Regions from separate parts of the Homo sapiens genome. Here all the other regions are linked to region 3. A link is a loop called in an ENCODE intact Hi-C map of the cell type or tissue named here. Cell type or tissue: IMR-90. All regions are shown on one strand. Each heading gives the region's core, and the rest is flanking DNA. Links, peaks and the distances in the headings are about the cores only.

Region 1 (10,933 bases), core at 3,102-8,101, 140 kb before region 3:
TTATTCTGCTACTACTGCATTAAAAAAATGGGGTCCCAGACAGATTAGAGTAGCTAGGCATTCTGGTGCCACAAAATGTCCATTTCCATTCCGTCTGGGTAGCATGGATTAACTAGTGTGATACTTGTAACCTGTTCTGAGCAAGTGTGGATCTAGGCTATACATTGACAAGTGAATTGAGAGTCCACTGCTTATGAGGGATTCCAGCTTTACCCTCTGCTTCCAAAGCTTCTTATTTTCTAAACTTTATTTGTAAATCAATAATTACATCCCAATATAGTCCTATCTGAATGCCCTACATTTTAAGAGTAATAACTCTATTTCAATAGTATCTTTTATTAAAGTTCATGTTACTGACATCATAGAATTAACCTTTATACAATCACCTTTCTAGTTCATTTGCAAGAAACTAAAGCAAAATGGAGTTGATAGAATAAGCAACATTATAGGCAAAATGAGGGAGGAAACCTACTGGATTTTATTAATTATATCTTAGCCTCCTGAGCACTGTTGTTTTTTGAATTATGCCACATACTGTTTTCATAGATTAATAATATTTTAAGGTTTGAATAGACTTTGTATAAATTAGTCCTTTTTTCTCACAGTAAAGTTGGTAGGCTGAGGCCTAAAATGATTGAACGTTTCGCTCAAAGTCCACAAATTGCTCACAGCAGAACCAGAATTATACCAGTAAGTATTTTGGTATTAAGTGTTTATGGATTATTTGATAAAAATCATCATAACTATTTTGGAAGGAAATGCAATCATTGTGGGCCATATACCCAGTTGCTCTACCTTCCTGTGTCTGGGATATCCAGAGAAATCAGAGAGAAGCTGTGTTGCTGGGCATAGGGGTAGGGGAGAGGGATTTCACCCAATCTATCATTATATCCTTGTGATGCTATAAAGGACCTGTGCAGAGGAACAGAGCCATATGAATGATATTGTGAGGACCTAGCACGTGAGACAAAGAGGTATATGAACACTGACATTATTCCCATCATATGGTATTGCCATAGAGTGAGGCAGAAGAATAAACACAGGGCTAAGACAGAAAGAAGCCTGGTGGGATGCGGGTAATTACTCTCAAGTTTGTCTCTGCCACTTATGGGTTGATAGAATCCCAGGCAATTTAAATGACGTCTCAGAATCCTTGTTTCATAATCAATAAAACTGGAAAACTAACATCATTTATCTCACAAATAGGTAAAATCAGATTAGGGGTGTGCAAGCATTTTTGGAAGCTTTAAAGTGAGATGTTTGTGCTAGAAATTAATAAAATAAAACAAGTCTACAAAATACAAATTCTATGAAGCCTGTTTTATGAGTTCTTTGATGAGGTTTCCTTTGCTAAGTCATACTGATAATTACTGATAATAATCTAAGGTCTTTTGAATATATTGAAGGAAAAAAATTAAGTTAAATAAGGCCGTTTTAAGGAAAATGGTTACAATTCCTTGCAAACAGGTATAGCACAAAGTAAAGCAAAATAGTGTGTGCACGTGGGTTTACATGCTTCATTTATCTGATGAACAGACAGTTTTTGGAAAAAGGGACCAGTCTTTGTTTATTTAGAATTTGACAACTCTGTAAGAGCTTTAAGTTAGGAGATGAAGATTCAGTGCACATGTTTATTATTTCATCAAACATTTACCAGTTTTATCTATTTAAACAGGTCACTAATCAGCTATAGGATCTAAATAAATGGTATGACGTTCCAAGTGATACCTTTAAAAATGAATACATCTGCCTACATTTTCAAATTTGACACCATCATTCTATCATTAGGCAAGCAAAAATACTACGAAAATTAAGAACTTTAAGCAAAGAATTCTTTTAAAAGTTAGCTTTGGTAACTTCTGTTATTTACGGTTATGTGGATGTCATACTATTTGGGATATAAAACACTATATATATTAAATTAATATTTTTCCAATGAGGGCATTTTGCCTGTAAATATGAATATTTTATTAGTTTGGTATCATTTTTCTTTTCATCAGCCTAGCTTGGGCCTCCTCTATTATACATTGCTTCCATCTAGGAAAAGCATGTGTTGTAGCAGAAAGAGTTCAGACCCTGGCAGCAGATAGTCCTGGGGTCATATTCTGGTTCTGTCACTTACTAGCCAGGTTTCCTTGGATAAGTTAATGTTTGAGCTTCATTTCCTTCTTTTTATTTCTTCATAAAATCAGAATCATTATCACCATAATATCTACTTTTTACATTATTAAGATTGTTAGATAATTGCACAATAAAAGAAGGCTGTTATTATTTTTACATTATTGAACTTTTTTGAGGTTGAGCAAAATACTGTAAGTAAAGCTCTCAGAACAAAGCTTAAGACATAGTAGGTGTTCAACAAATATTTTTCACTTCTCTTTGAAACAAACTCTACATTAAAGCCTATATTAAACCCTGTATTAAATAATAACACCACATTACATTTGTATACTTTTTTACAATTTACAGAATGAGTTTGATACATAGATAATTGCCTTCTACATGAGGACTGAAATATAAATATACATCACCATAATACAATTTAAAGATAATAGCCATTCTTTATTGAGTGTGTCTTTTACAGATGAGTAAACTGAATACAGAGAGGTTAAGTAACTTTCTCAAGGACAAACTCCTAGTAATACACAGAGCTGACATGGAAACTTACCCAACCTCCTAATCAATTGGCTAACCAGCCTGCATTGAATACACGCATTGAGAGACTGGACAAAGGGAAAGGAGGGGGCAGGGGGAACCTCAGCCTTCAACTCAAGAGGGTAAAAACTCCTATGCATAGCACAGTGTCTGCAATAGAGAAAAATGTTACTTAAGTGAATGAAAGAAGCAAAAACATATTGGGCATGGTGGCTCATGCCTGTAATCCCAGCAACTTGAGTGGCCGAGGCAGGAAGATCGCTTGAGGCCAGTAGTTGGAGATCAGCCTGGGCAACATAGCAAGACCCTGTCTTTGGGAAAAAATGATGGGAAATAAACAAACAAACAAACAAACAAACCACATAGGTGTGCATGATGGTGTGTGCCTGTTGTCCCAACTATTTAGGAGGCTGGAAGTGAGAGGATCGCTGGAGCCCAGGAGTTTGAGGCTGCAGTGTGTCATGGTTGTGCCACTGCACTCCAGCCTGGGTGACAGAGTGAGACTCGACTTAAAAACAAACAAACAAACAAACAAAAAACAAAAAAAGGATGAAAGACAAGCAAAATGTGAAAGAATATAGCAAAATCCAGGGAGTATTGTCTTTAATAGGCACACCTCTAACCGACATCCCATTATAAAAGAAAAATTGAGACCCTGGGCTGAGTTCTCTCATGGCTCAGCCAGCAATTTCTTGAGGAACTTTAGACTCTGTTTTCTACTCTATCGAAATAGTTTGCAAACTTTGGTAAATAGAGCAGAAACATACACACTTGCTAATATGGAACCAAAGTTAAACCCTGCTCAGAGAACTACAGAAAAATGTATATGCCTGCCCTCACCTGGAGAGCTAAATGAACGGGTACTTGAGAAAACCTAGTCAGACGACATCATGAAGGCTGATGTAGCTTCAATGGCAGTAAGCCAGCAATATTGCTAGAAGAACAGATGGAAGATGGGACACATTTGTAGCCAAAAAGAGACTACTCATAGGTAACACAGCATGTATTGCCAGGAATAAAGATGGTGAGATGTAGAAATAACCTCTATAAGTCCTATGTGTGTGCATTTCTTAAAATCAGGTTATTTTTAATTGTTGGACAAATTTTGAAAGTTTTTGCCTGAAATCTGTGTGTTTTTGGCATCGTTGGACGTTTGCTTTTAGGAGTGTGTACAGAGGTGTGTGTGTGTGTGTGTGTGTGTGTGCATGTCTGTGTGCACATATTCAAGTGTGTGGTACTAGACTCAGATGGGATGGAGTTGATTAAAACATCGAATGAGTTACCCTATGAATGTTGTACAGTTGATGTTTACTTCCCAAGGCAAGAATATGGGCTTGCATTTCTCCTGTGTGTAAATATTTTGTTTAGCGCCTAGTGCAGTGCTAACAACAATGTAATAAATGCTTGCCAAATATAGTATAAATAAATAAATTGATTTAGCACCCAGAAGTTTCATGCTCTTTATTTTATTGCCGTTTGTTCAGAGGCACAGAGGAAGAGACTCTAACGGACAATGTATTTCTTACTCCCTCATGGTTCCTTATCCACCCAAGACTGAACTCTATGGCTTTGTTCTCTTAAAGCACTTAACCCTTTAAAACCCTCCTAGCAAAACTTTCTGCTCATCACTTAGATAAAAAGAGGAATACAGCAGATAAATGAACAGAATCACACTCCATGTGGCACCGTGTCCAGAGGAATCACAAGTAAAATCTGGTACCTAATGGCAGTCAATATAATGATTAAGAGCAAAAGTTTCCGTAAGCAGGATTAGAATTATTTCTGCAAGTTACCTACTATGGAAGTTATAGTAAGTTACGAAGTCTCAGCTTCCTAATCAGTAAAATTAGAATGTTACTGAGATGATTGTGAGGTTCAGATGAACTAAATGATGTAAAATTTTGAGCACAGTCCTAGCACATCATAAACCTGTGATACTTAGCAGCACTGACCATCATGTCAATGACTGTGATCACAACGACAGTGACAGTGATGATGATGAGTGTTATCCATGAATGGTGATGATGATGATGACAACAGTGAAGATGATGGCAATGGTGAGAGCACTTAGTGGCTAACAGCTTGCTAGAAAAACTCTCTAAAGGAATCATGGCACAATGTGTTTTCTAATTTATGTTTCTGGGTCTAAGACTGCCTTCAAAACATGCTATTAGTTTTCAGAAAATTTAAACCAGCTCTCTAAATTAAATTACCCTGAAGAGGAATACTTTTATATTTTTTAATATAAGGGACTTTCTGAATTCTATGCCATAGACAGAACAATAATTTCACACTGAGATATTTATTCCAGGGTTCTCTCCATGATCCTAAGAGTCACCTCAAGGAGGGTGTATTGTTTTATTTCAGCTGCCTTGGCACAGTGTCCCAGCATTAACAGCAAATGAATAGCCTGTGCCTGTTTTGTAACTTTCATTCTCTACTCAATGGCTTTTCTCAGGCTTAGCAAATAAATACATTTCCATTGTATGCTATTGTTGAAAAGTCATATTGTCTTAGATTTTAAAGCACACCTTTTATACAGAGGACCTGTAGTACAGCTAGCAGCCTCATTCCATTGGTCTCTAATAATGACTATCATGGTGAGACACAGTGACTTTGACAGAAGGAGGAATTCACTCCATTAAGCAAATATACTAGAGGCTCCATACTTTGTTGGAGTTAATAATTTCATCTTTAACAACTGAAGCAAATTTGAAAGATGCTGCACCTCTCATTCAATGCTACACTCATTTTGCCTTGATCAGGGAAGGTTGAATGCTCCTATTTTGAAGTAAAATCTCCCTAAACTCTTAAGTTTGAGGGTTTTTTTAATTGTCTGGGAGAGTCCAACACCAGAGGGCGATGTGAATTCAACATTTTTACTTGTTTTCTTGTACAGTTTACTTTTGGTGTGTAAACAAAATAAGCATATTTGGTGTTCATAACGATTCATTTTCTGAAGTTGTTTTTTCAGTAACTGCAATTTTACTTACTCTGTTCCTCTCCCACTTTTGCATTTTAACAAGGAATGGAAAGATTAAGAAATCAGTCATTCATTTAGCTGTCATTTATTGAGTATCTAGTATATGCAAGGTACTGTATGAAAGGGTCGGATGGAGTTAGGACAGAAATGGATAAAGAATCATTAAAGAAATATTTACTAGTCAGTTGTTGCATACAAAGCACTCTACTGGGTACTAGTGGGAATATAAAGATGAACCAGGTAGTTCTTGTCTTCAAGGAACTTACATTCTATTGGAGAAACATGATTCCATTATTCTCTTTTATCTTAAAGGTTGCTCACTTACCACAAATTTTTCTTCCCCCAACAGTCTTTAGAGACATAGCTCAGAAAATCTGCATCTTTTGCTCCTCTCTCAAGTCAAATTGGCCATGCCCTTTTTCAAGGCTCTAACCTACTTTATAAAGACATATCACATGTATACAGAGCATTACAAATGGATGTCCTTTAAATATAAGATGGTGGGAATAGCTGAGGCAAAAATCCTGGAAATAAGAATGCATTTGGTGTGTTCAGGTTACGTGAAGGCTGTGATACCCAGGCTCTGTGAAGCAGACTTGTGGGAAACTTGCCAGGAAAGAGGGTTTGGGTCAGGTTATGAATAGACTTGAATTTTCAGGTTAAAAGAATCTTGATTTTGTTCTGTAACAGTGGAAAATGTGGGGTAAAAGTACTTGAGAATGGCATATAGAATGAATTAGAAAGAAGCAGAAAAACAGAGGGAGAGAGACCAATGAAACCACCAGTGAGGAAATTCAGGCAGTTGGAATTTAACTTTGAGAATGTAGAGATGATTTAGAGTGAGAACCAATAGGACTTAGAAGTTGACAAGTGTATTCCAAGCACCCATGTACGAAAGTGTGGTATTTTTTGACATCAAGAGGGTTGCATGAATTCATCTGTTTCATAATAGTAAGAATTCAAAGCTTAGACAGCAATTGCCCAGCTAGGCTTGCATTCATTCATTTATTCATTAAACAGCCTGTTCAATAACATCCAGTCTGTCAGGCCCTAAGCTGTGTTCTAAGCATTCTGAGATGAGACAGGGTCTCTGCCTTCAAGTAGCTTACAGTTTAATAAGAGAAGTAAAATCACATACAGATATGAAAATGCTAAAGGATGGCAGGATAAGAGATGCCTCCCGAGAGGAGGTGATCTTTCTGAGTTTCCATCTGGAAAAGAGGTATATGTGTGTGTGTGTATGTGTAGGGGGGTATTTTGGGGTGTGTGCAGGGGCGGGGGGGAGTGTTAGAAAGGGGTTGTGAGGTTGGTGTTTTAGCCTGAGGGGTCCACACATGTAGTGACACAGGATTGTGAACAGGTATAAAGAAATAATTATAATATAAATTATAAACATAAACTATATAATATAAATTACAAATATAAATTATATAATATAAATTATAAATATAAATTATATAATATAAATTATAAATATAAATTATATAATATAAATTATATAAATTATAAATATAAATATAATATAAATTACCCTGACCCCAAAGAGCTTTCAATCCTCTGTTTAGACAATGTTCTGTTTTTATATCCAATGCTATCCCATTATGTTGGACAGTCTTCCCATATGGGGACGGGGGCGTGAAAGAAGAGAGAGGGGGGACTGTGATAACTCAATGCCAGTTATATTTGAGAACCAATTTCGTATATGACTTTAAAAAATTTATCTGAGAATTAACACTTTAAATTCTGCCCAATGAAATAGTTAAATTCAGAAGGTGGAAAAATGAAAGAATGTCAATATGTATATATAATCCCATTTTGATAAATGTGACATGGTAAATTCAAAGCCACTCCAATAAATGTCAAGCTTAATACAGGGGCACCTCTGCCTGCAAATAATCTCTAGGAGTGAGGAAAACACTACAAATAAAAAAATGGAACACTTTAAGTTCTTGATAATTTTTTAGTTCCTCTGTCGGTGATATAGAAAGGTGTGTAGAAAGCATTATTTCTCCACAAGCATCTAAGGCAGGGTTACAATTTCTTTCTTTTTTTCTTTCTTTCTTCTTTTTTTTTTTAATGTTAAGCACGTTCCTTTGCAGGGCTTAGAAATCTCTCTCGTCCAAAATTGAACAAAAAAGGCCTCCCCTTGTGCTTTTTTTGTCAGGCTGATGAAGCTGTATAGAAATGTAAATGCAATATAAGAGATGGTAGTGGGAAGCTTGTGTTGTGCTCTCCTCTTCTCTGGGGCTCTCTTGTAAAATTATTCTCTGATTTTGCTGTGTGTGTGTGCACCTCTTGTGTAAGGGCATTTAATTAGCTACAAGTTACAACAAAGACTTTTGAAAGGAAAATGTGTCTGTGGTGCAGATGCCTTTATTTTCATTCTGTGAACAGCTAGGTTTTTAACTCCCTTATCAAGAGCTGCATGAACTGCCCAGACTAAATTGGGAACATCTCCACACTGTTTGACAAATAGATTTTTTGTAAACTGATTTAGCCTTTTCATTGTTTGCATTTCATTATATAGAAGACTTCATGTCACAAAATTGGTATTCATTCAAAATAGAGAATTTAGAGATAGGACTGTAGCCAGATAAAAAATATTGCACAGGTCGGGGCTATTAAGCATAGAATAATAGCAAGTCAGTGATCCAAGGGGCTGTTCTTCAGCAGCAAAGGGGCTAACATAGCCGAGGTCAGCAGTCAGACTCAGGACTGAAGATGTGTCTCTGGCCACATTTACAAGACAATCTGCAGGGAACAGAGTGAGGAATGAAGGAGTCTGGCAGGATAAACTGTAGGAAAGAGACGTCTTTGCATCTCAAATTTCATTCTCCTGAGGGGTCGGAGGTGGGAATTTTAACAGTTGAGAGGTGTCTTGGTCTGTTTTGAAACATTTGCGCATCAGAGTTTGGGTTCCATGGCACATATAGGAGAGCCATATTAGCAAAATAGATTTTGAGAAGGAGTTAGCAGTGAGCTGGGTTTTCATTTCTTCTAAATCTTTTAGCTTAGACCAGTGGGTCTCAAACTCGAACATGCATCAGAATCACCTGGAGGACTTGATAAAGCACAGATTGCTGAATCCTATCCCCAGGGTTTCTCTGGGGTGGCAGGGCCGAGAATTTACACTAACAGTTCCTGGATAATACTGATATTTTCCTTTGAGAACTACTGGTATAAACTCTACATACCAGTCATCAGACGATCAAATGATTTGCATTTTTAGAGCACCTATCAGTTAAACCCACTGAGCAATGAGCATTGGCAGCTCTTCACTGTTAACCTCAAATAGAAAGTCCAAAAGATCACAGAAGATAGTTTATGTGTAGGAGTTGTCTTTGTTTTGTTTTTATTTAAAAAATAGCTTATGTAGAACTATGTTTATATCACATCTTATTCTGCCTGTTTCCCACAGCTGGGGAACTTTTTTTTTTTTTTCACTTTAATGAATCTTTGGAGATACCTTTTATGCACTTGTCTCTCAGTGTCGGGATTATTTATAAAGATAAACAGGATGCAGTTTTACTCTCAAGAGGCTTACAGTCATGGGAGAATCAGATAAATACGAAGAAAACATTAATAGCATTTGGTTAGTTGAGATGATAGAGGGATGCTGAGGTCTCTATTCTACTGGGAGCCTCCCCTGACCTCCGCTCCAAGGTAAACTAAGTATTAAGGATAAGTAGGGGCTGGTTGCAGTGGGACATACCTGTAATCCCAGTGCTTTGAGAGGCTAAGGTGGTAGATCACTTCAGGCCAGAAGTTTGAAGCTGCAGAAAGCTATGATTGCACCACTGCACTCCAGTTTGGGTGACAGGCCTGGGTGACAGAGTGAGACCCTGTCTCATAAGTAAATAAATAACAAATAAAATTTTTAAAAAGGATAAGTAAGATTTTGCTAGGCAGAGAGAAGTGAAACATTAGCATGTATTCAGGAATCTGCCAGTGTTTTGAGAGTCCTAGAATTTTTTTTGTTTATAAGTGCACGCTGCTTCATCTTTCTCAGCTCTGGCATTTATTTTACTGTCTCACCATTTCATACTTTTCCCCTACTTAATCCACTTTTTCCCCTTACTACATTCTGTTTGACTGTTATTTTCTGTTAAATAAATAATCTGCATTCATTGTAAAATTATCTAAACAATACATAAGAATATAAGGAAGAAAATGAAAAGCAACTAAATTTTATTGCCTTATGATACCACAGATTTTGTTTAACCATTTCACATCTGTTTTTACTCTGAAGCATAGTATTTAGAATAGATTTTTACATTATACTCAGCTCTTCATTGATAAGCATTTTATGGTTCACTTTTTTCTCCTTAGTTGCTTGGCAGTATAGGACTTATTTTAGTAAAGTTTCATAAACTGATGGATCCCTGGAAATTTGGTTTCTCAGCATTGTGTCACTACAAAAGCTGGAGTCCACAGATGGTCTTCACTTTACCCTAAGCCCCTTCCTCAGCAGTTAACTTCACCTTTTTCCTTCTTTTTAATGTTGGCTGCAGTTTGAAACCCCAGTAGATCTTATCCCAAAAATACCACTGTATGGACCCCACCCTCAGAGATTTTCACTGGGTGAGACCCAGGCAGCTGTACTTTTAAAAAGTCTCCAGGTGATTCCAAAGTGGAACCAGATTATCTCATCCTATGATCACTGTTGAGCTTTGGGGTATTAGCATGACCAAAAAAAAAAAAAAAAAAAAAGTGATGTCTCATCTGCAGAACTAGTGAAGGTCTGGAAGTCACTTGCATTTAGTGATTGGCATCTAACACAAGCCACTGATAGTTTTTGTGGGCTGTATGTAAGGACGAATATTTTCTTATACTTGCATCATTCACAGTGAGCTTGGATTTATGTTATCTTATTTGTTTTCATAACAATCTTACTGAGTAAGCAGATAAGTTTATTGTTTTTTTTTTTTAATCCCTTCTTGCTAATTGTTGTTCTTAACAGATGATAAAACCAATAATTCAGGTACTTGCCCAAGGTCACACAGCCAACAGTCTGTACAGCCAGGATTAAGACGAGGCCATCTGATATCAAAGTTTATGCTTTTACATACACTTCCTTTACACGGTTCAATAATGGTAAAATAATGATTCCAGGACCTGGGCTAAGTAATTTAGCAGTGGGTCTCAGTTGCTACTTTGGCAGCATATTGAATTCACCTGGGAGCCTTCAAAACTCCTGATGCCAAAGATTTTAAATTAATTGGCTGGGGTGAGGCCTGAGGATTGGAATTTTTCAAAGGTTGAAACCAATGCTATATATAGACCATTTCATTTAAT
Region 2 (10,933 bases), core at 3,028-8,027, 70 kb after region 3:
CCAGGAGAAAGATGTCTTATCAGTGCAAAAGGAGGAAAGAGCTTCAGGAAGTAAGAGAGGGGTCAGTCTGGACAAAATAGTCCAGAGAGATCAAATCGGATCTGAACAGGCCATGGGATGGGGCAATTAGGTCATTGGTGATTACAGTATGATAGAGCTGAGATGCAATCCAGACTTTAGTGGAATGGAGATGAATTTAGTGCAAAAGTGCATGTACACCATTTTGTCAGGAATTTTCGTGGTGAAGGGATGCAGTGAACAGAGAGGGAAAAAGACAGATAAACAGATAGGCAGACAGACAGAGACAGAGAGCTAGCTATTGGGGAAAAGCCAGTATGGAAGTAAGATTTTATCAGAATAGAGGGATGAAGGAATGGAACTTGAGGAGAAGGAGAGATTATAAGTATAAGAAATGGAGAGGGGCCAAGTAGAAAATTGGTGGATCAAAATCTTCAAGGTGGCCAGAGCAGATGGATTGAGAACATAGGAAAGGCCTTCCTTAGGAAGAAAGAGCAGTCTCTTTAACTTACAGACAAGTGAGAAGGTGTTAAGAATTAGTCCTGCTACAGACAAGAAGGGAAGTAGGTCAAGGGTATTTATATCTGATGTCCTTCATTTATCTAAAATATGGGAGGTGAGATCATGTTTGCAGGATAAAATACACTCAGCCTTGATTCGGGCAGGAAGACTGTCCATTCATGCAGGAAAGGCTTGTTTTGGATTCATGTTTTCCCTGCCCATATTGAGGAACATCAAAGATGTTCAGTGGAAGGTTTAGTCTGGAGCATACCATAGACCAGAGAGAGCATCATCCAGTCTAGCAACCTTATTTGGCAGATGAGGAAATTGAGCAATTCAGTGACTGCCTGAAGTTTACACAGCTAGTTAGTAGCTGAGATTGCACTGAAGTCAGCTTCTCTCACTCTTAATCCATACTTTCAGTGAACAGTCTCAAGCTGTGCTTTCTGGAGACTTGATGTCACTTCAACCAATATTACATTCTTTTGCCTATGAACACCCTTGCCTCTTACATACACCCATACACCCTAACTCTCTGTCAGTCATCAACCCCACACTCAGCCTCCATGCATCCTGCTGCTTTTCTTGCCTTCTCTGCATGGTCCATCATTTCAGTTTGCAGGCTGACTTGGATTGACCCACTGATGGGCTTTTCCTTTGGGATAAGCCACATTGCAGACAAGCTATCTGGTCGCATTCGTGAAACGAGCCAACATGAGGCTGATGCCGTCAAAAGGACCGAGGGCATCAGCTCCATGATGTTGCCACAACCTAAAGGCAGAGTTGAGCTAGATGTTCCCTGGAGTGTACCCCTACGGTTGTCAAACGAACCTCCTAGATGACCTTTTTACATTTATGTGTAAAACAACTTATGGAAATGCTTAATTCACCAAAAGAGATATGTCAGAAATACGTTAAGCAGAATAGTTGCATCAGTTATTCGGCTACATGAACTCCTACATTCCAAAATGAGTCAATACATGTGAACTACAAACGTTTTAGTTATGTATAAATACAATGTTATTTTCCCTGCCTACATTTCAGCATGAATTTTTGTTGTTCTTGAATTATTGTTTTAAAGATATTAATATCCATGAAAGAGATACTCATGAGCTATAATCGAATTTGTCTCAGAGTACTTATTTTGGATTGCTGTGTTAGTGCTATGTGCCAGGAATAACATCTCATATATCTAGCTTTCTCTTTCACTACTGAAATAGACATTAGGATATCTGAGTAGTCTCTGCCCTTTAAATAATGCACTAAATACAATGCTCATGGACACCCTTTCCTTCTCTCATTTGATTTCGAGATACGGAGAATAAATGAGATGTTCACTGGGGTTTTGCTGTCTTTTATAAAATCCACCCCATTCTGGAGTGAATGAGCGAGAAGCACAGGAGGTGGCCTTCGTGGGAGCAACTACCTTTCCCAAGTGTCTCATCCTCTCTCCTCTGTCATCCCCAGGCAATGTGCCTGCATTTGTGTGTGTAGATTTATAGTTTATCTTTATCTATGGCTTCATCTGTAGGTAGCTATTATAGCTGCCTCGCCTGGATATTGTTTGGGCCTGATAGATCTGTCTGTAGTTCATCAAAGAGGAGCCTAGTGCCTAAAAGCCATTGGGTCCAGCTGAGGATGAATTACGAGCCATCAGCCTTGATAATGGCTGTAAAATTTCATAATTACATGGCCTTTATTACATTGCATAATGATCCTGAAGCAGTATGGAACAATTAATTAAGATTTTCAACCGTGGCTCTTTCAGAAATTAAAAGGTGCTAGTAGCTGAAAAATGGGATCTGTCTTGTCCTAAAAGCATTAGGGATGCTTAGGAAATACTTTCCAATTGCACTTTTATTTTTTGTTAAGAGGAACATCCGCTAGTTAGGGAACATGCGTTAGTATACCCTGCCTATTATCGAGTTTTTATTTCAACTTCAAAACTGATACTTTAAAAAGAATGGGAGTAAAAGAGGCAGCTAAGGATCTCTAGAACTCCCCAACTTCCCTTTTCTTTTCTTTGAAAAATTCTATTCTGCCTCCTGCTGTAGCCATTTATCACATTTATGGTTGTTCATCTCTACACATTAAATAAATGCAGGCTCTGAGATAGGGGGTCAGTTAACTGCCTACTATAGTATACTGACCAAGGAGTTTTTCTTATACACTCTCTCATATCTTGAGGCATTAAAATTCTTTCAAGATCTCTACAGTTTTGACAGGCATCCCCAAAGGAAGACTTTACCGTTTTCATTTATTATCCTGCGAATGCAGCATGTCACATCTAATATATACCTTTTATTTTTTTTTCATCTCATCTTCACACCCCATAAAGAATAATTAAATTTGGTGAGGGCCTGTAAGTGCCACTAGGAATTTGCTACATTTAAATAATAACAGAAACTAAAGTATTTAGTATTTATACACATGGATGTGCATTTACACATACAAATTATAACCCATCCTGGACTTTATTTTCTATCAAGGAAATTATAATTGAGCTAGTCAGGTGCAATAAAATGCTAAAGAAAAGATAGTGAAAACAAGTCCAATATTTTTATTATAATTATTCTAAGCTGTATCCCGAGCTTTCATCCATGTACTCGGTAAGAAATAGATATGCTTCCAGGAAACATCATCAATGGTATTGTCAATTTAAATGAGAGAATATGAAAAAAGAAAACCCCCAACCTCGTTGTGATTTACACATAACTTCTGGATATTTGTTCCCGTCAAGTATTATTGTTTTTAAATTGACAATCATCATATAATGTTTTACGGATCTAAATATTTCATGGGAGACTAAAACTTCCCTTGGGCCTCCCCAATAATAAACTTTCAGCAGAAAATTTGGAAAGGATTATGTGCTTCAAGGAGGAGCTGGTGCTCAGAGTAAATTCTCTTGTTGAGGCATTTAGTCCCTTAATAGGAATTTTCTGATCTGCTGTCATTCTTACTCACACACCGAGTGTCACTGCCTGTAAAACACTTGTCATTCTTTAATGGAAACAAAATAGTCATTGCGGCCAGAGCCGCAATGTCATTCCACTACCCCTTGCTGCGTCGGCAATAGTGAAAATGACAGAGCAGCTCTCAGTAGGGGTAATTAAAATGTAAATATTGATATTTTATTATTTGAAATTACTTTCCAGTGCGGCATTTAATATCCCTCCATCTGTGCAGCTCTGTTTAGCGGTCACTTTAGTGCAGCTCTGGGATACCAAGCAGCGGCTTGATCCCCGTTATGTCAAAATGCTTGTTGCTGCTTAATTTTGATATCTAATTAAGTGGAAAAGTACAGTCCACACTGTAATCCATGGCATCTTAACCAGCTGCTTGGGTATATTTAGAATTAATCTCCACTATGGCATCATCCTAATGTATGCAATTAAGAGTCTGCCGATGGCTAATTAGGTGTATTAGAATCAGGCAGCTTTTTTTTTTTTTCCTCCATTTCTTCTCCCCCTTTCATTTTGGACTGTTGTAGACAGAAGAGTCTCTGCCTCCAGAGGTAATGTTCATGCTACTCAAATCTAGTTAGGAAACAGGACAACTTCCAAATATGGTAACCCTTGTATTTTCCTTCACGTATTTCCTTGAATCAACCTGATATAAAAACTTCTAGGATTTCCTGGGTTTTTTTTGCAGGGTTTCAGTGACATGAAAGGAAATGGTCACAGCCTAGGAGAGAGGTGGGATACAAAGGTAAATGCACTCTCCAGCAGATCAAAGCGGGAAGGTTAGAGGGACTGCTGTGGGTGCTCTTGTTTATTTGGGGAGGAGAAGAATTATGGCTTTTAACTGCAGCTACATTTGCCTTCTCCATTCTACTTTGAATGGAGGATCTTCACAGAAAGAATTATTATAAGAGGCACAGGTTTGGTTTGTGTATCATATATCCATAGTAAATATATACCACCGGCAGCCTTTTACCACTGATAATGATTCTGCATTCATATGGTTGAGGAATTCCGAGAGCTGTGTTGTTTGATGTTTTTGTTTTGGTTTCATTTTAACTTGGCTAGTCATCCAAACTGGGGATAGTGTAGAGAGGAAGAAGGGAGGGCTGAGAGGAATCGAAGGGGTTGCCTCTATTGTCAATGAGAAGATAACTGGTCGCCTCCCCAGTGGAACGTATGCCAAGCCATAATGACTTAGCTCTGCTTGAGCCAGCAAACACGAGCCGTGAACTTGGGAGTAAATATTCACAAACAGATCTTCATTAGCCGCAGAGAAAAACAGTGTGGGAGCCTGACTTTAAACCGAACTCTCAGAGCTAGAAATTCAGAGAAGCTGCTTTTCCATGCTGTCCAGAACACAAATTATGCCTAGGTCTTTAAGCATCAGTAGTAAGGATTTCTAATATTATTTGAGTGTGGAGTTTCAGGGTCAGCATGCTATAATTTCATATCTGTGACAAGCATCTCATGGATAACATATTTCTTCTACGTTCTTTCATGAATACATATGGCACTTTGTTTTTAATGGCCTATGCTGTAAATCCTTTAACTTCCATTTATGCAGAAGACCTCCTGTTTTGTTTTGTTTTTTCTGCCTCTCCTCCTCCTAGGGCATATGTTAAAGACACTGAGTTATAGTTTCTATTTTAGGAAAATTGAGAAAAGCACACCTGAAGGATTTTCATTTTTTTTTCTGCTTTACTTGTAACTAGTAATAGTAAGACAAGAAGAGATAACAGCGTTAACTCCACAAACACCAAGTCTATAATAATTAGTGCTTTTATTGGAATTTGTATTTCTATATCAAGGGACCAATTAGGTAACTCTGAAAGGATTTGAAGTTATGTTTTTAAAGGCAGTACAGAAATTATAAGCAATTTTTCTTTTAGGGATCCAAGATAGAATTGATTCTTGGTCATTTCAGTGAAAGTACACAAGATAATCACAACTCCCTTTTGTACGTGGCAGCTTAAATACAATTTTCAAATTTTTAGGTTAACCCATATGAAATGACCCAGGTTCTCACAATGCCTGTCATTCTGTGCTTAATGTGCGTGTAGGTGAGGCCTTCACAAACGGGAAAACAGTTACACAAAGATCTTTTTGACAAGATACCCTGAGCCTTAAAGCCAGCAACTCTACCTTCATTAATGCAAGCAGTATTAGGAAAAACTTTGAACTTTCACCTTACTTGAATAGGCAGTGTTTAATCCAAAATCAGACTGGGGTCCAGTGAGCACTTCTCTTTTCCTTCTAGTTTTGTCTCTTGTACTACATCAGTGAAGATAGATAGATAGATAGATAGATAGATAGACCTTAATATATCTATCTATATTTTAATGTTAATTCACTACAGCTTATTTCAATTTATTCAGTGTGTGGAATGTGCTTTTTAAAAGGTTCTTACAATATTAGACTCTAATGTTGGATTACAAATAACAGAAATGAAGCAACCATGGCAGTTACTATTCTTTCCCCCACCCCCTTTTTTTTTTTTTTTTTTTTTTTTGATGGAGTCTCGCTCTGCCACCCAGGCTGGAGTGCAGTTGTGCAATCTTAGCTCACTGCAACATTTGCCTCCTGTGTTCAAGCGATTTTCCTGCCTCAGCCTCCTGAGTAGCTGGGAATACATACCCATGCCACTATGCCCAGCTAATTTTTATATATTTAGTAGAGATGGGGTTTCACCATGTAGGCCAGGCTGGTCTCGAGCTCCTGACCTCAAGTGATCCACTCACCTGGGCCTCCCAAAGTGCTGGGATTACAGGCATGAGCCACCGCACCTGGCAAGCTAAGTCACTAATTATAAATTTCTTTTAATTGTGGGATATTCCCAAGAAAAGCAGTTCATTTCACCTTTAAAAATATTATTATTAAACTTCACGTGTGGGAAAATGAAAATTCATAAAAATTCATTTTATACTTTAAATATATTTTTGAGTTAGAAATAGTGAAAATCAAATCTTAAAAAGTAGAAAGGAAGGCAGAAGTGCCAATAATTTGTTGTTTGAAAAAAGTTAACCAAAAATTACAGCTGGGATTGCCTCTTCGACAGCTTTAAAGAGTTTTAGAGGCATGCCTATCTCTTTTTGAAGCCCGACAAATGACATTTTCTAGTAATAACATATTGGTTAGTTTATTAAAACTTTGCATGACTTAAAAAGCATATTTTTGATCCTAAAATGTATATTCACAAAATTCATCTGCTTGTGTTTCTCCTCATATCTCTATTTTCAATGAAAAATTATAATCTTTAACAGAATAATTTTCTCATGAATCCAAACTCTCAGCCAGCCATAAATGGAAAAACAAAGTTCATATCAAAATAATGTGATCCTGGTTCTGACCTATTAAAAAATGTTTTTGGTTCCTGCTTCATTTCCTCAAAGTCCCACCTGATTTCTTTTAGATTTAAATAGATTCTGCTTGACTTGCCCAGATTATTTGCATAGAGCTATCTATAGTTATGCAGGTTCCCACAGCAGGTAGAACTGGTTCCTGTTTGAAATTATTATGTAAGAATGGATACACAAACTAGTCTGATAAACCTGAAACATGTCTAAGTGGCATTTAAATTACATTAACACCTGTGTGTAAAGACACAGTGAAAGGACATAACAGACAAGAACCCTCCTTGCTGTTTGTAACTGTCTAATCTGCTGCTTTATCATAGGAAGGGCCCTTACTCCCTTGGTGCTGCAATGACTGTAGTGTTGCAAGTACTTCTGACAAGTGAGTGTTTACCTAGTGAGGACCCATTGTTCTAAACTGGACTGAGAAGGGGACGCCTTATGTATGCATTTTTATTGCCTTGTCTCCTCCTTGCTGTTTTTGATTCAGAGTGAAGCAGCCCATAATGATAAAATGCCAGGATTTCTCAATCTTCTTGCAAGTTTTTTAGTGTGGAAAATGTTCTCATGAGAAGCTCCTTCTTACACTTGACAAAAATTAGGTTGGGATTGCCTAAAAATTTACGTTAAAAAAGTAGACATATTATATTTTATTCCTGCAAGTAGAAAGAAGCAATGAGCATTGTTTTCATCCATGACTTCACTAGGTTAGTATTTCAGAGGCTTAAAATGCAAGCTACAGAACATAAATGTATACATATTGTCAAAATAATTGTACAACTAGGATAGGTAGATAAATTAATGACAGTACTTATAAATAACAAAAAAGTAATTGTGACATTATCATGAAGTCTGTTGTGAATGGTTACTTATAAATATAAGAGAAGCAGCTAGTCCATATGACTGAAACATCAACTTTACTTCTAAATTGAAGAGAACTGGCTGAGGTTAATAAATTTAGGCAGGACTTTATCAGAGTCTAAGTGGCTCCAAATAAAAATCCTATATACTTTATAGGCACTTATAAGAAAAGAGCATTATACGAAATCAGTGCCTTAATAAACATTCATTGAATTAATGAAAAAGCATTAGGCACCCCTTTTTGTTATATGTTGATGTATTTTCTGTGGGTGAGGGATCTGGTTCCTGCAATGGTCTTTTCATTCCTAACGTCGCATCTTTTTGAAAGCCAGTCAATGAGCTGTTGAGGAATTCTCTATTCATTCATTTAGCACATATTTACTGAGCGCCAGCTATGTGACAGGCACTGTTTGAGGAGCTGGAGACATAGCAGGAAACAAATCAGAGATCTCCACCCTGAAGAGTTTATCTAGAACACAGCAAACCACTGTCCAGAGGATACAGATACATCTATCAAGCAGCAGATCTTCACATCCACTCCCTTACTTCAGGGGTCACTTACACTCAGCTCTGTGTCTCCTGCTTATGTCTTCATCTTCATCTTCACATTTATATTTTACAAGTGCCCTTAGATGCTACCCAGTGACAACGATCATGGCAATGAGAATGGAAAGAAGTGTGTGTATTTGAGAATGATTTCACATGTATAAAAGAGAAAACTTGGTGAGAGATCAGTGAAGGGCCAAGAGTAAGGTGGCAGGTGGATGGCGGTGCTTAGGGAAATAGTGGAGCTGTAGGTTTTGACATTAGGATTAGGAAAATGAGCTCACTTAACATGTTAGGACATCCATGGAGGAATTACTAGAGGAAGATTTTTTAGGAAATATGGCAGGAAAAGGGAAAAGGAACAAACAATGAAAGAAATTCTGTGTTCTACCAGAGAGTTTCAGTTTTATCATGTAGGAGATATGGAAACAAAGAAAGCATTTTGATGAGGGAATGGCATAGGTTTCATATTTTAAAGATTGCTTGACTAGCCCTGGGTAGGATGGAAGAAAGAAATACAAGATATAAAAGGATTTTGGTAAGGATGCTGTTAAAATTTACCCCAAAAGGATGATGAAGGCCTAACCAAAACTGGAATGGAGGGGAGGAGAGAAAGTGATGGATATGGATACATTTAGGAGAATGTGTACAACCAAGCACTAAACTCTCCTTTTCTGCATAGACATGTACTTGGATCCATCCTTGCAATACTTTTCTTTTTTGGTTGTTATGGTCTTATCCACTTTTACTGTGCTATAAAATCTTAGATGACAAGGATTATGTCTTATTCATTTTGCATATTCCAATGGTACTGAACATAGTGCTTCACTTGTAATAGATACTCTAAATACTAGTTGATTTGAACTTTGTCACAGTAGAACCATTGGAAGCCTAATAATTTAAGGCTGAAATAAACCTTCAGGAATACTTTTTCTACCTTCTAGTTTTACAGATGAGAAAGCAGAAACCAGCAAAGTTGAGTCATTCCTCAGTGTTTCACAGTTCTTTGGTGGCAGAGATGGCACCCAATTCTAGGTCTATTTACTCCCAGTCCATGGATTTTGTCTGAGGTGCTCACCGTTACCCAGACAGCCTTGTGCTTCATGATTAGCTCGGTTTGTTATTCTGAATTAGAAACTGTTGGAACTGGAAGATTCCTCAGAAGTGTGTAGTCCACAGTTTGCAATTGACAGATAAGAAGGTCACCTGTGGGTCTGTATTAGTTTGCTAAAGCTGCTAAAACAAAGTACCAAAGACTGGGTGACATAAACCACAGAAATATATTGGCTCACAGCTCTGGAAGTTGGAAGCCCAAGAGCAGGTGGCAGGAGGTTTGGGTTCCTTCTGCGGGCTCTGCAGGCTAGTCTGGTCCATGCTTCTCTCCTGTCTCTCCTGGCTTCTGGTGGCCTCAAGCATCCCTTGGCTTGTAGGTAGTATTCTCCCTGTGTCCTGACATCATCTTTCCTCTGCACACGTCCATCTCTGTGTCCAAATATCCCCTTTTTATGAAGATACAGTCATATTACATTAGGGCCCACTTTAATGACCTCATCTTAATGTGATCATCTACAAAGACCCTATTTCCAAATAAGGTCATGTTCCCAGGTCCTGGAGGTTAGGACTCTAACATCTTTTGGGTGGGATGGCACAAGTCAGATCATCACAGGGGCTAAGTTAATACCATTGGTTGTAGTCAGATCTCTAGACCTCAAAGTTATAGTTCCCCTCACTATCCTCTCCCCTCAGACATCACTTCCTGACTATAAACCTTTATCTTACGGGCATTTATTGCTAAATGTTTTCCACAGACTCTTTAAAGGCTTGTGGAGATATCTGTCAGCTTTCTCCAAGGTTCAAGATAGAGCCTGTATGTGTTTATTTTGGAGGCTTGAATTTTAAATTATTAGACCAAATTTGATGGGGACCCCTTGGGAATTTCCTGAAGAGGATAGTGTTTAGATATCTGGTTCCAAAGTGGGACTGGTTTTCTATGGACCACTGGTCAGTTCCCTGAAGCACTCTGATATTTCTTGACCTAGTTCTACCAGTACATTGGTAAAGCAAGTCAGATTCAAGCATAGATCCTTTTTCTTTCAAATCAGAAGTGTGGCTTCCAAATGGTGTTTTTCCCTATTCAGTATCCATCTAATCCCAAAGTTAGACTGAAAAATGCCTTTTTTAAATATATTTTTTAGAGTCCTATATTATATGGCATTGCTTTCCTATTTTCTTGATGGCCAAACAAATTTCAGTCAGTCTGCTTTCCAGGCAGAACTTATTTTCAACTAGTAAAAAATAAAGGTTGTAGGAAAAGAAAGCCATTAGATTTCCCTCTTTAACTTAAGGCAGCTCAGCCCATACTTGCCTCCATGCCCCCCCACATTTTTTCTTTCTTCTTGGCTTAGATGAAAGGACAAAAGAAGTAAACTTGAGGTCAAGTAAGAGGGAGTTTGGGAAAAGCTAAGGGAATTATTTCAGATCCTCTCCAGTCATTCAGAAGTACTAGGTAAGTAGGGGTAAGTAAGGACTTCCAAAGAGGAACTGCACACTCCGTGTAGATGGTCTTTACATTCTTATTAGGCATTCATTGGCCCTGTGTCTAGTACTTTTCAAAGTAGGCTGGCAGTTGTTAAAAAAAACTCCCACTCACAGGAAAAAAACAAAACAAAACAAAACCTCTTGTCATCATGTTGA
Region 3 (10,933 bases), core at 3,959-8,958:
CCTTCCTGACCATTGTGCTCACCCTGATCTCATTTACTTTTATTTTGTAAGTTAGGCTGATGCCGCAGTGTTCTTGCTTGTCTACATAATAAATGTAAACAAGTGACAGAGAGGTCATGATGGTCAAACCTGTACTATTGTCAGTTTTGGTGGCCAGTTTTTTCCACATCTAACTCCATCCACTTTTCTCCAGGCCAGGGTCATGGGGGTGTAGGGATTGTGGTCAGCATTCAGCTGGAACTGTCTTTAACCCTCTCAGGAGTCTGAATGTCATTGGAATAGACAAGATTTCTTTTATACTTTCTAGGTAACATGATTTTATGAATGTAGAAATTCTTTACAGTTTCCTAAGGACAACAAAACCATTATGGGTTCAATTGCTATTATATAACAAGAGGGTTCCCTGTGAACAGCCTCTTTCAAGGATTCCCTAGAATATCTACAGATCAATCTGTGGGTTTATCTAATGATAAATTACCTTTCTCTGTTAACCAGATGAAAATCTTTTCCTTTCCACCCCTCAACAGTGGTGCTGTGCAGTTATGTAGACACATGTCTACTTGAAGCCATTTTTGCTAGCAAATATATGAACAATGAAGAGTTAAAATAATTCTCAACCTGACCTATGTATGCTGCTCCCACACTGTCTCTTTCTGTATGTATGTGTTACATACCAGGTACATTAAAATTCACATTTAAATTTCAAATGAGCTAAATACACCATTGCTTTCAAATAAGTGACTGATTTTTGTTCCTCTCATGTTATATTAATATTAATATTATGGAATCTTCTGTACCCTTGCGTTCCTTGCTGACTATCTGATAATTGGGTTGTGGGGGGAGTGCTGAGGGTCATCTTGTTTAGCTTATCTCTGCAAGAGAAAGAGTGGCCAATAATAAGGGAAAGCGGCAATAAAATGGTAACAAAAAATTGAAAAGAAGATTTAATCTCTGGCCAATTTGAAACATATCCCAGAGAATCCATAGAGAAAAAGATAAAGTGTGACTATGAGTAAGTTAACTAAACACATTACACTGTGTGAGAGCAAATGGAGTTAGTCCATTGTACATGTTTAATTTCCTATTAGTCTCTGGCGTTTACTACCACGTCTGAGTTGGGGCATCTGTAAATTCAGTTAAATACAGTGCATTGTCTAAACATATCACAGCTCCAATCAGTCACCCCAGCTGCTGATAAGAAGCCTCTTGTATTATTGAATCTACAATGGGGAGGCTCTGCAGGCACCAAGATAACAGCTAGGTATTTCACTTTTAAGTGTGTGGTGGTTGGGGTTGGGGGTGGGCAGTGAAGGAACCTAGCTGCTGCCTTTGCTGTTACAGCTCTGACATTTATTACTGCTCTCTGATTTGCTTTATGCCAGTGATGTGATTTTGTTTTTGAATGTATTACATCTTTCTTTGGTTTTAGCTTAAACTCTGTGAAGCAAAGAGAAGGCGAGCAGGGGCAGCAAAGTATTGCAAACAAACAAAATCAGCTTTCTTGTTGTTAAAAAAGATAGCCAACAGCTTCTTCAGAAGGGTCTTTTTTTTTTTTTTAATTTAAGCTCTCTTTATTGATTTTTGCTTTTCTTGCAGATTGGGTGCATAAGGATGAAACCCAGTCTTTCGTTTACTTTTCTCTTTCATAGTTTCATTGAAATTTTTATTAGAGTTCCTCTAATGATTGATCCTCAGAAAGCAAATCATTTTGGCACTAATGAACTAGATGGCAGATCTATACATAATATAGCAAATGTCTTTCCCGAGTTCCACACAAAATTTTTCTTTCCTTTTGTTATTATTACCTTAATCTTGTATAATTATAGTACAACAATCATCTTACTATTGGTGACAGTATACATAGACACATATAGTTATTTTTAGATATAATCCTCTTTCACACCTTAAAAATTTCCTTTTGTAAGGGAGATGTTGATGCTATTCTCATTCCTGAGAGACATTCTCATACCCTTTTCTAAAATCTTACTCAGATACTGGCTAATGTGTTGTGTGAAGATCATAATGTTACCTGTTTCACACTTTGTTTTTTTTTAATAGAATGATTGATAATCTTTTGCAAACTGCTCCATATGTCTAGTTTTCTCATATTGTGAAAGTACAGATCACATTGCCTTCATTTGATTTTATGAGTTTATATTTCCTCTTTCCCAAACAGATGTTTTACTACAGCTGCTATTTGTTTAGTAAATTGGTTCACACGCCATAGTACTATTTTCATATAACACTGCAAATCTGACCAACAATATTAATGCAAAAAAAAGAAGAAAATGGAAAACTCCTTTAGTAAGTTCTAACTTAAGCTCTGTTTCTTGGTTACGTTTACTGGCCTAGTTCTGCACTGTGTGTTTCTTTACAGTCACAGCCTCATTGTACACACATATTCATACCTCCCACTCATATAAGCATCTCCCCCTCCCTCCTTCCATCCACCTGTCCATCTGGTAATGAGCCAAAGAAGCCCTAAAGCTAGGCAGAGGGCTAGAGTTTCAATATATTTCAAAGATAATTCATCCTACACAAAAATGTTACAGTGTATTTGGTGAAAAATGATGATATACTTTGTGGTTTTAAGTTAAAAAGGTCAAGAATGCATGTTTAGATCAAGGAACAACAGGCAAATATTTTAGATGGTACAGGCCAAGGAAAAGAATGTATGCAGGGTGGTTAGGGCGTGAATGCTAGGTATTAGCAACAGATTATTGGATCAAGAAAGTGACCCAATCCCATTCTAATGTCATAGGATGCACTTTTATGGAAAGGTCACTGTTTTTTAGAGATGAGGTTGATGATCCATTTATGAAAGCTCTCTTAAGCCTATATGCCCCTTATTAAGCTATTGTCTCTCAGCTCTAAACCTGCTCTTCTTTGTGATATGGGGGGCTGGGATTCAGGACACTAGGAGAGAGAAAGAATTGTATCCTTGTGTCTGTTTCCTATTAACTTGTTCCTGACAGTGCCACTCTATTAAAGACCCATTGCCCTGACATTGACAGTTGGCACAGTTTCTAGCTTTCTGTGACACTCTCAGATGAAGCCCCATTGTGCACTTGGGAAAGCCGAGCACTGGCCACTGGCTTTGACTCCTCTGATACCAGTCTCAGTCCAACAGGCCCTCTTCACTGAGCTTCTAGATTCTGATGTGCCGAACACTTCCTTTTATTCCCACAATTTCCAGAGGCAGTAGTTGCTTCCTGTAGTTACAATCCCTGTTCAGTTTTTGCTCCTGTAATTCTCCAACACCCTTTGGACCAAAGTTTTCATATTGAATTCTCCCTGTTGAAGTGCCTACTGTGGTTTCCGATTCACTGTCTGGACTCTAACACAGGTGGAACCGCAGTTTCCTAATTTTATGTACACTCTTTCTTTTAATGTCACGCCCTCATTTCCTCACAGGATGCTAGAATGTGTGACTAGGGTGTGATGGCATAAGTTAAACAATTTTTCTTTCCTTTTTTTTTTTTTTTTTGTTTTTTTGTTTTTTTTGATTCAGAGTCTCTGTCGCCCAGGCTGGAGTGTAATGGCACCATCTAGGTTCTCTGCAACCTCCGCCTCCTGGGTTCAAGTGATTCTCATGTCTCATCTCATCCCGCCGAGTAGCTGGGATTACAAGTATGCACCAACATGCCTGGCTAATTTTGTATTTTTAGTAGAGACGTGGTTTCCCCATGTTGGCCAGGCTGGTCTTGAACTCCTGGCCTCAAGTGATCCACCTGCCTCGGCCTCCCAAAGTCCTGGGATTATAGGCGTGAGCCACGGTGCCCGGCTGATTTTTCTGTCTTCTTTAATGGGAATCTCCAAGTTTTATAGAATGGCTTGAAAATTACTGAGGTCAGTGAATAACTGTCTTTGGTTTTTTATCTTTTGCTTATGTCTCCGACTTAAACTGATCTGCAATGAAAGCTCTTTTGTAGAATATTCACAGGGTCTTTAGCATTCAATAGTGTCTTTTTTTCTGGTGAGGATTAAGTACAAATCTTTCCACATCTAGCTAAGTCAAACCAGATAAGGCAGATAGGTAAAGTTATAACAAATATTTGCATGCTACTTCAATGAAAGTTAGGGTCAGTTCACAGATTGTATCAGTCTTTTGGAGAATGGATGCCTGAGATAATTTTGAAAAATTTTGTGTAGAACATGGGCTTTGAGTTATATTTTAAAATAAGGAGTTTATTGTTAAAAAAATAAGAGGGAATGCTAATGAAAATGAAATATTTTTAAGCTACATAGATTAATTTCATTCAAAAATGTCATTTCAGCATCTTTAATCATTAAAATGGGATTTTTTGTAATATCAAATATAAAATCAAGAAAATTAATGTGGTATTCTGATCAGTGTAGATAGCAACTAAATTCAGTAATTCAAGTAAAAAGATAATGCTTTAAGATCTCTATTATTAGATTTTGCTATCTATAGCAATTGAATTAAAAGAGTCTCTCCATCTATATAGATGGGGCTATATAGATGTAGTTTAACACTAAGTTATAATACAGCTGAAAAACTGTTTTGTCTTAGTTTTCTTCATGTAGACAATGAAAACAATGTCAGATTATTGATCAAGTATTAATTTAAAGACTAAATTAATTTATAGCCAATTTGCATTTATTTTCTGAACATTGAGCTTGTGGAAAATCATTTCAGTGTTCGGTTAAACTGTGAAGATGTTGCTTGGCTAGGCAATTCATTGTATCATTATTTTGAAAACATAGTTCATAGTAATATATAGTGTATGTCAGGGAAATTCTTGTGAAATTTTAGAATAATCCTTGCAGATCTTCTCTCCGCTGCACAATCACCAATCCACTTGGGAACATTTAACTCAGAATAGATAATCCGGGGAGCTTGGTGTTAAAATGGCCAAAGTGTTCCAGGTCAGGCTGGGGATTAAACTGACACAATAGTTCATGGAAAAATTCTATTAGCACCTGTTACAGTTGGCCCTAGTTCTGATTTTCTTATCTCAGTCTTATTGTTTGAAAAATGTAAAGAAACAGATTATACTTGGTATTGATGAATCTTTGCCTTCACAAACAACATTTTATTTTTCGCATTATGTTTTGTATCAAAAGCTTGTTACATGTATGTACCTAGAACAGTCACAAAGTCTTTCAGGCTCATGACAAGTGAGGGTGTGTGACCCTTTAGCCTCTTCTAGTAAATGTAATGGAAGAGGAACCATGTACAACATAGTTACTCCTCAGTGATTCTACAAAATCCCTGAAAATTTTGAAAGCTGCCTTTACTACGGCACTTTCTTTGCTAATGGGGATAATACCCCTAACTGTGTGTGATATAACAACTATATTTAAAATTGAGGAATTTAAGTAGAACACAGAAAGGCTAGGATTTACTCAGACATTCCATACATTTTTATCCAATGCTTATTTCCTAGCTGTGTGATCTTGGGCAAGTCATTCAACCATTTTAAGCCTTCACTTTGTTGTTGTTAATTAAGAGGATTTTAATAACGCTCCCAAAGGCCCTATCGGTTGTAGGGCTTTGAATGGATTTCAGTGTTTAAAGATAAGTAGGGTACTTTTTAAAAATTCCAGAATGTTACAAAGTATATTATAGAAAGCCTGGCAGATAACCAATAATAATTAAGGAGCTATAAACATAATACTCTTTTTTGAACTTGATGCAAGCCCCTTCATCTATGCCTTTATTTCTCTTTCTAAATCTTAAGTAACATCTGCCTCCTGTTGTGATTAATGAAATAATATTCCAACTTGTGGGCAAGAGGGGAGTGGGTCCAACAGCTCTTGCAAGGGACCTGGGAAATACGCCACTGAAAAGAACGCAACTTGTACGAAATAGGTAAATCCCAAAGCCACCACATTTCTGCCCTGATTAAGGGCACCCCCTTGCTTATTCACTTTGAAGTCTTCTTCCTCTGTCATAACCAAGACAACTCGCGACAAGGAATCCTCTTCAGGAAATGTGTTAAGTCTTATCCGCACTTGTGTCTCTGATGCGCTCCCTCCAGCTTTCTTTTCTAGGATGCTTGGAGCCCCCCTCCTTCGCGGCGTTGGAGCGGGCTTTGGTTTCTGTTTGAAGCCCGGCGTCGGCTCCGGACGCGCGCAGCGCCCTCCGCGGTGGCTCCCAGGAAGTCCCTGGGAGTCTGCGGAGGGAGCCCCTGGGAGGCCCAGGGGTGGGCGCGGTCCGACGGCCGGGTGTCCTTCACGGGGCGTCCTTTCCACCCAGCTGTCCATGGAGCGAGCAGAGCCCCTGGCCGAGCGCCCGCCCGGGAGCCCGGGGCAGCCTGCGGGTGGCAGTGGGCAGGAGCCCGCGTTCCAAGCCGGCCTTGCTCCCCAACCCGCTGCTGCCGCCCGCGCTGCCGGGCTTCCTAGGCCTCCGCGAGGGCCTCAGCAACCCACGGGAGCCCAATCCAGGCAGAGAACCGGGGAGGAACGCCGAAGCAGCTCTTTCTCCCTCATAATTTGAGATGCTATTTTATCATCAACAGTCTGTGTTCAGACAGGAAAGATTGGGCTGAATAAATGTGTCCGGGAAACAGGATGCAGCCTGCGTCCAACCAGAGCGCGGCGGTTGTGTCCTGTGACCCGCTGTGAGGCTGATCATTCTGCATTGTTTACTCTTGTGCGTACATTTCAAAACACGGAATTACATCCGGAAATCTGGGTGAAAACGACATGGTCCCTAATTGTAAAGTTTTTTCACAGGACTTCAGATAAATGCAGTCATCTGTATACCTCAAGAGTGGATTTATTTATTTGGGATTTTTTTTTAAGACTTTATTTTTAAAATAACTAATGGGTACTAGGCTTAATACCTGGGTGATGAAATAACCTGCACAGCAAACCCACATGACACAATTTTACCCATGGAACAAGCTGCACATGTACCCCTGAACTTAAAAGTTAAAAAACAAAACAAAACAAAAACCCAGCACTTTTAGGCTGACAGCAAAATTGAGCAAAAAGTACAGAGTTAATATCCCCTGACCCGCCCCCCTTCATCCATACCCTCCCTCATTATCAACATTTCCCAGTAGACTGGTACATTTGTTAACAATCGATGAATCCGCATGGATACGTCATTATTACCCAAAGAAGTCCATAGTTTATGTGGGGGTTCACTCTTGGTGTTATACATTCTGTGGGTTTTGACAAATGTATAATGACACGTATCTACCATTATAGTATTACATAGAATGGTTTCAGTGTCCTAAAAATCCTCTCTGCTCTGCCTAGTCACCCTTCCCTTCCCCAACCCCCGGCCAAAATGGATTTAAAAGAAAAATAACGTATCAGACCAGAAGTTTCTCCCTAATTAGTTGCTTGTTTTCCTCATGGACTGCTTCCGGCTCCTAGAGAAGACATCATAGCATGAAGCATTCTTGCACGGTTTAGGTTTTGTTAACAGGGGCTATTAGTGTGTGTGACTTCTTAATCCCCCTTCTGCTGAGGGGCATCTCCAGCCCAGTTTTAATTAACAGGGAAATGCTCATATTATTTTGGTACACTGATTATAGGCGAAGCCTAAGTGGAAGTCACTTTGGTGTCCCAAGGGATTTCCGTGTTAAAAATGCATAGGGTACCTTTTTCTTCTCTTTCTTTTTTTTTTTTTCCTGTTAATTCTCCTCCTCCATGAACTCCAGATAAGCAGCAGGCCCGAGCCAGATTTCATTACTATCACGCACTCTTCATGGTCATCTTTTAATATTTGAAAGGATCATTTGTTAACTGGAAATGGTCAATTTTTTTTTCTTTGGCTTTTGAAATATAATTTTCAATTTTTAATTTGATTCATTTAGATGAAATCATTAATCAGGGTTGAAACTGAGTTAATTTTCTGGAAAATAAATGAGGTTGTTAGAGTGAACATTATTAAGTGGGCTCTTTGTAAGAAAGGGATAATAGCTGAAAATATGGAATACTTGGAGAACTGTAGCACTTGGGTAAAAATCGAAAGGATTTTTTTTCCTTGTTAAGTGGAATAATTCATTTTCAAAATTAGATCAGAGGATTTTTAGCATTAAGCATAATAAACACCCCATTAATTATATTAGAAATTGTAAATAGCAAAGCTTCAAGAAATTGTAAGGAAAGTACACTGTGTAAAGTTCTTCTTGTTGTGAGATGTTAGGACATATACTTTCTGATGTGGTTTTACTTTTTCTTTTGAAATGACTTGTGAACCAGTACTAGCTTTGGTATATTTCATCTCTTGTGTCTCTGGTTAAATTTTCAAGATCTTTAATTGTGGGTTGATTATAAAATAAATCAGAAAAAATTTATTGGAACCCCCTATGAATATCTAAACCTCTAATATTTTTCATTTTCTGACACTTTGCAATCTGATTTGCAACCAATCTCCTTCAGATAATCTTCTTTTTTAACTACATGTACCATACCCATAACTTCACCTAAGTTCCCAGATCCCTCTTGCACTCAAGCATTCAATTTATAACATATTATTTTAAATATTGATTATTTAATATTTCTTTCTATAGGTATGTTTTCTTCCTTACCTAGATTTCAAAAGCTTTGAGTGTCAGAATTGTGTCTTTGTATACCATATGCTCTTCTCTGCACACAGTAGGCATTAAATTAATTCTTTTTGACTGACTGACTCAGTGAATTATGGGAAACTGATGAGGTATACAAATAGCTTAGAAGCAAACCCAGATCCCAGACCATATCAAGCCTCTTTTTTTTTTCCAGCCAAACCTGGATCAAGTTTTAGCCATTAAAGAAGAAAGCATATTTCACTGACTTGCTGTGAGAGCACAGCATGACTTTAAGTGATTAGGATGGTGAGCAAAATACCCTTCCCAAGAAAACAAAGAAAGCTGAGATTTGGCCAGACATCCAGCCACCTCAATTCACCATTTAAGTAAGATGCAGGTCACTGGAGAATTCCCTGCTCATTGTTGCTTCTAATTGTTGCCTCCATTTTTTCATTTCTTACAGTCTCACAAGGTGGGTTGTTCCATATGAACAATTTCTTTCAGCGATTTTTGTTGAATATTCTATATAGAGAAGTTCCCATTAATGCAGTTCAAGAGATTTTTATTGGCACTCCCACAAATGCCACATCTATTTGCAGATACATGTAGCAGCCACAGTCCACTCAGCCACCAGAGGTTCCAAGCTAAACCTGCTTAGAGCTTAAATTTAGCTGGCAGGATGAATTGCACCATAGATTCAACCTGTCTATGTGTTTCTCTACAGTTTTTCTATTCACAGTTCTATATTTCCTATAAAACAATATAAATGGAGGATTAAATTGAACTATTGGTCTTTAGAAGTCAACATGTATCTCAAAGATGCCCTTCCATTCCTTGATCTTGGTAAGTTAATATGTATGAAGTATTCAGGGCAGTGAATGTTCCACAATATACATTTAATAAATGTAAATTATTGTTATTATTATTCACTGAAACAATAAAGAAGGGAAAAGCCTATATGGGTTGATAGGTATACTGTGGAATATTGTATGTGAATGTGGATGTACATATGTGTCACCCTTCACACTGTAGGTTGAATGAAGGTCTTTCTAAAATACGAGTATGATCAAGTCACTCATTTTCTGTCCCCTTCATTTATCCACACTACGTCACTCCTTAAATCCATCAGTGGCTCTAGAAGTATTATAAGCTGAAATCTCCATTTCATTGAGTGATTTCTCAGGATCTACAGGACCAAGTCCCTTCATACATTTCACATTTTGTAGTATCTCAGTTATCAGTAATCCACATTTCCAAATCAGCACTGTCAAATAGAACTTTCTGCAGTTATGGGAGTGTTCCATGATTCCACTGTCTAATATGATAGTCACTGACAACATGTGACTGGGAAGCATTTGAAATACAGCTAGGGTACCTGAGTAGCAGCATTTGAAATTTTATTTTATTTTAATTAAGTTACATAACACATGTTAGAAAACACAGTTCCAAATCCTGCTTTTTCCTGCTTTTCTGCCACAGCTGTTCTCTGTGACTGAAATATCCTTCCATCTTCTTCATGCACAGACACCTTCGCAACTCAACACAGTGATGCCCAAGTTCCTTCTTTGACCTCTCCAGAAAGAGTTCAGTTTTCTTTCTTATACTCCTTCTAGGGTCTAGCCCATGCTTTTATTAAAATGCAAGCATTATACGGCTGTAATTATTTTCCTGTGTACCGGCCTGACTGTGACAGTGAGCCCTGGAAAGAATGCTCTGGTATTGTCTCATGCCTAGCACAGTGCCTGGTGCGTAATAAGCACATTGTACACATTTGAATAAATGGAATTGGGTGACTATAATGAGGCCAACAGGTAAAGCCAATTTCTCTTAGCTGTAATAGACAATTAAATGTGGGTAAATGTGGGTTCTGTTTATTACTATTATTGTTATTATTATTATTGGATAGGGAAATTTTAAACATTTAAAAAGGATAACAGAAACTCCTGTAGTTGGTCAGCAGCTCTTACCTGTATCACAAACATGGTAGATCTCCAAAGGGCCAAAAAAACCCAATATATATTTTTAATTAATTAACCTGCCCCCTCTGGTATTTACAATACATTTAACACTAGGAATTGTATAGCCTTAGTACTCAGGATGCCATGGCCAGATCAGATTTGGCCCAAGTCATATTGTAGACAGATGCAAACATATGCCACTGATTGCAAAAAAATTAAATTTAGTTACTGTTTGGACGAGGAAGCCTAAGCTGGGATTCACTTATTTCGAAATTGACTGCATTGTAATGGTTTAGCCATCTGTCCCACATGTGAAACGTTCAGCTCACATATACTTGGAGCATTGATATTGGCTAGTGGTGTTGGCCAAAGTGAATGCAAATGTTTAATGTTCACAAACAGAAATTGGTTTAGAGATAGCTGGTCTGTTCTCCTCCCACTCTCCCTCCCTGCACTCCCAAGCCTTCAGGCATTGTAAAATAA

What was found. Hi-C counts contacts between places; a loop is a spot of excess contacts. Peaks named below come from ENCODE experiments on the same cell type or tissue, not always from the same donor. Only the 100,000 strongest peaks of a DNase experiment are listed, where the experiment ranks them.
Region 1: a loop joins it to region 3, with 5 times the contacts of the local background. A loop is called at or near these places in 3 of 110 quality-filtered maps.
Region 2: it touches region 3 in a loop (4-fold over the local background); 2 of 110 quality-filtered maps call a loop at or near these places.

What each region holds. Positions count from the first base shown.
Region 1 is chr1:216,737,411-216,748,343 of GRCh38, reverse strand. It overlaps LOC124904512 (a long non-coding RNA gene), which reads left to right. Exons shown (of 2, transcript XR_007066880.1): 2 at 3,833-4,101. It also overlaps a transcript of ESRRG not described here. Among named protein-coding and RNA genes, the nearest start is that of ESRRG, 19 kb to the right of the region's middle. RefSeq lists an enhancer at 7,551-8,118. In IMR-90, for the core only: a CTCF peak has its summit at 5,504 (motif pointing right); no DNase peak of the experiment used is centred there.
Region 2 is chr1:216,525,168-216,536,100 of GRCh38, reverse strand. The region is part of intron 5 of ESRRG (estrogen related receptor gamma); the gene reads left to right. Among named protein-coding and RNA genes, the nearest start is that of USH2A, 110 kb to the right of the region's middle. In IMR-90, for the core only: no CTCF peak of the experiment used is centred there; no DNase peak of the experiment used is centred there; H3K4me3 peaks cover 761 bases; H3K27ac peaks cover 766 bases.
Region 3 is chr1:216,596,500-216,607,432 of GRCh38, reverse strand. All of the region lies in intron 3 of ESRRG (estrogen related receptor gamma), which reads left to right. Among named protein-coding and RNA genes, the nearest start is that of ESRRG, 120 kb to the left of the region's middle. RefSeq lists enhancers at 5,934-6,033, 6,414-6,513, 6,359-6,927, 8,469-9,196 and a silencer at 6,134-6,313. In IMR-90, for the core only: a CTCF peak has its summit at 6,102; DNase peaks (open chromatin) are centred at 6,092 and 6,562; H3K4me3 peaks cover 1,140 bases; H3K27ac peaks cover 1,040 bases.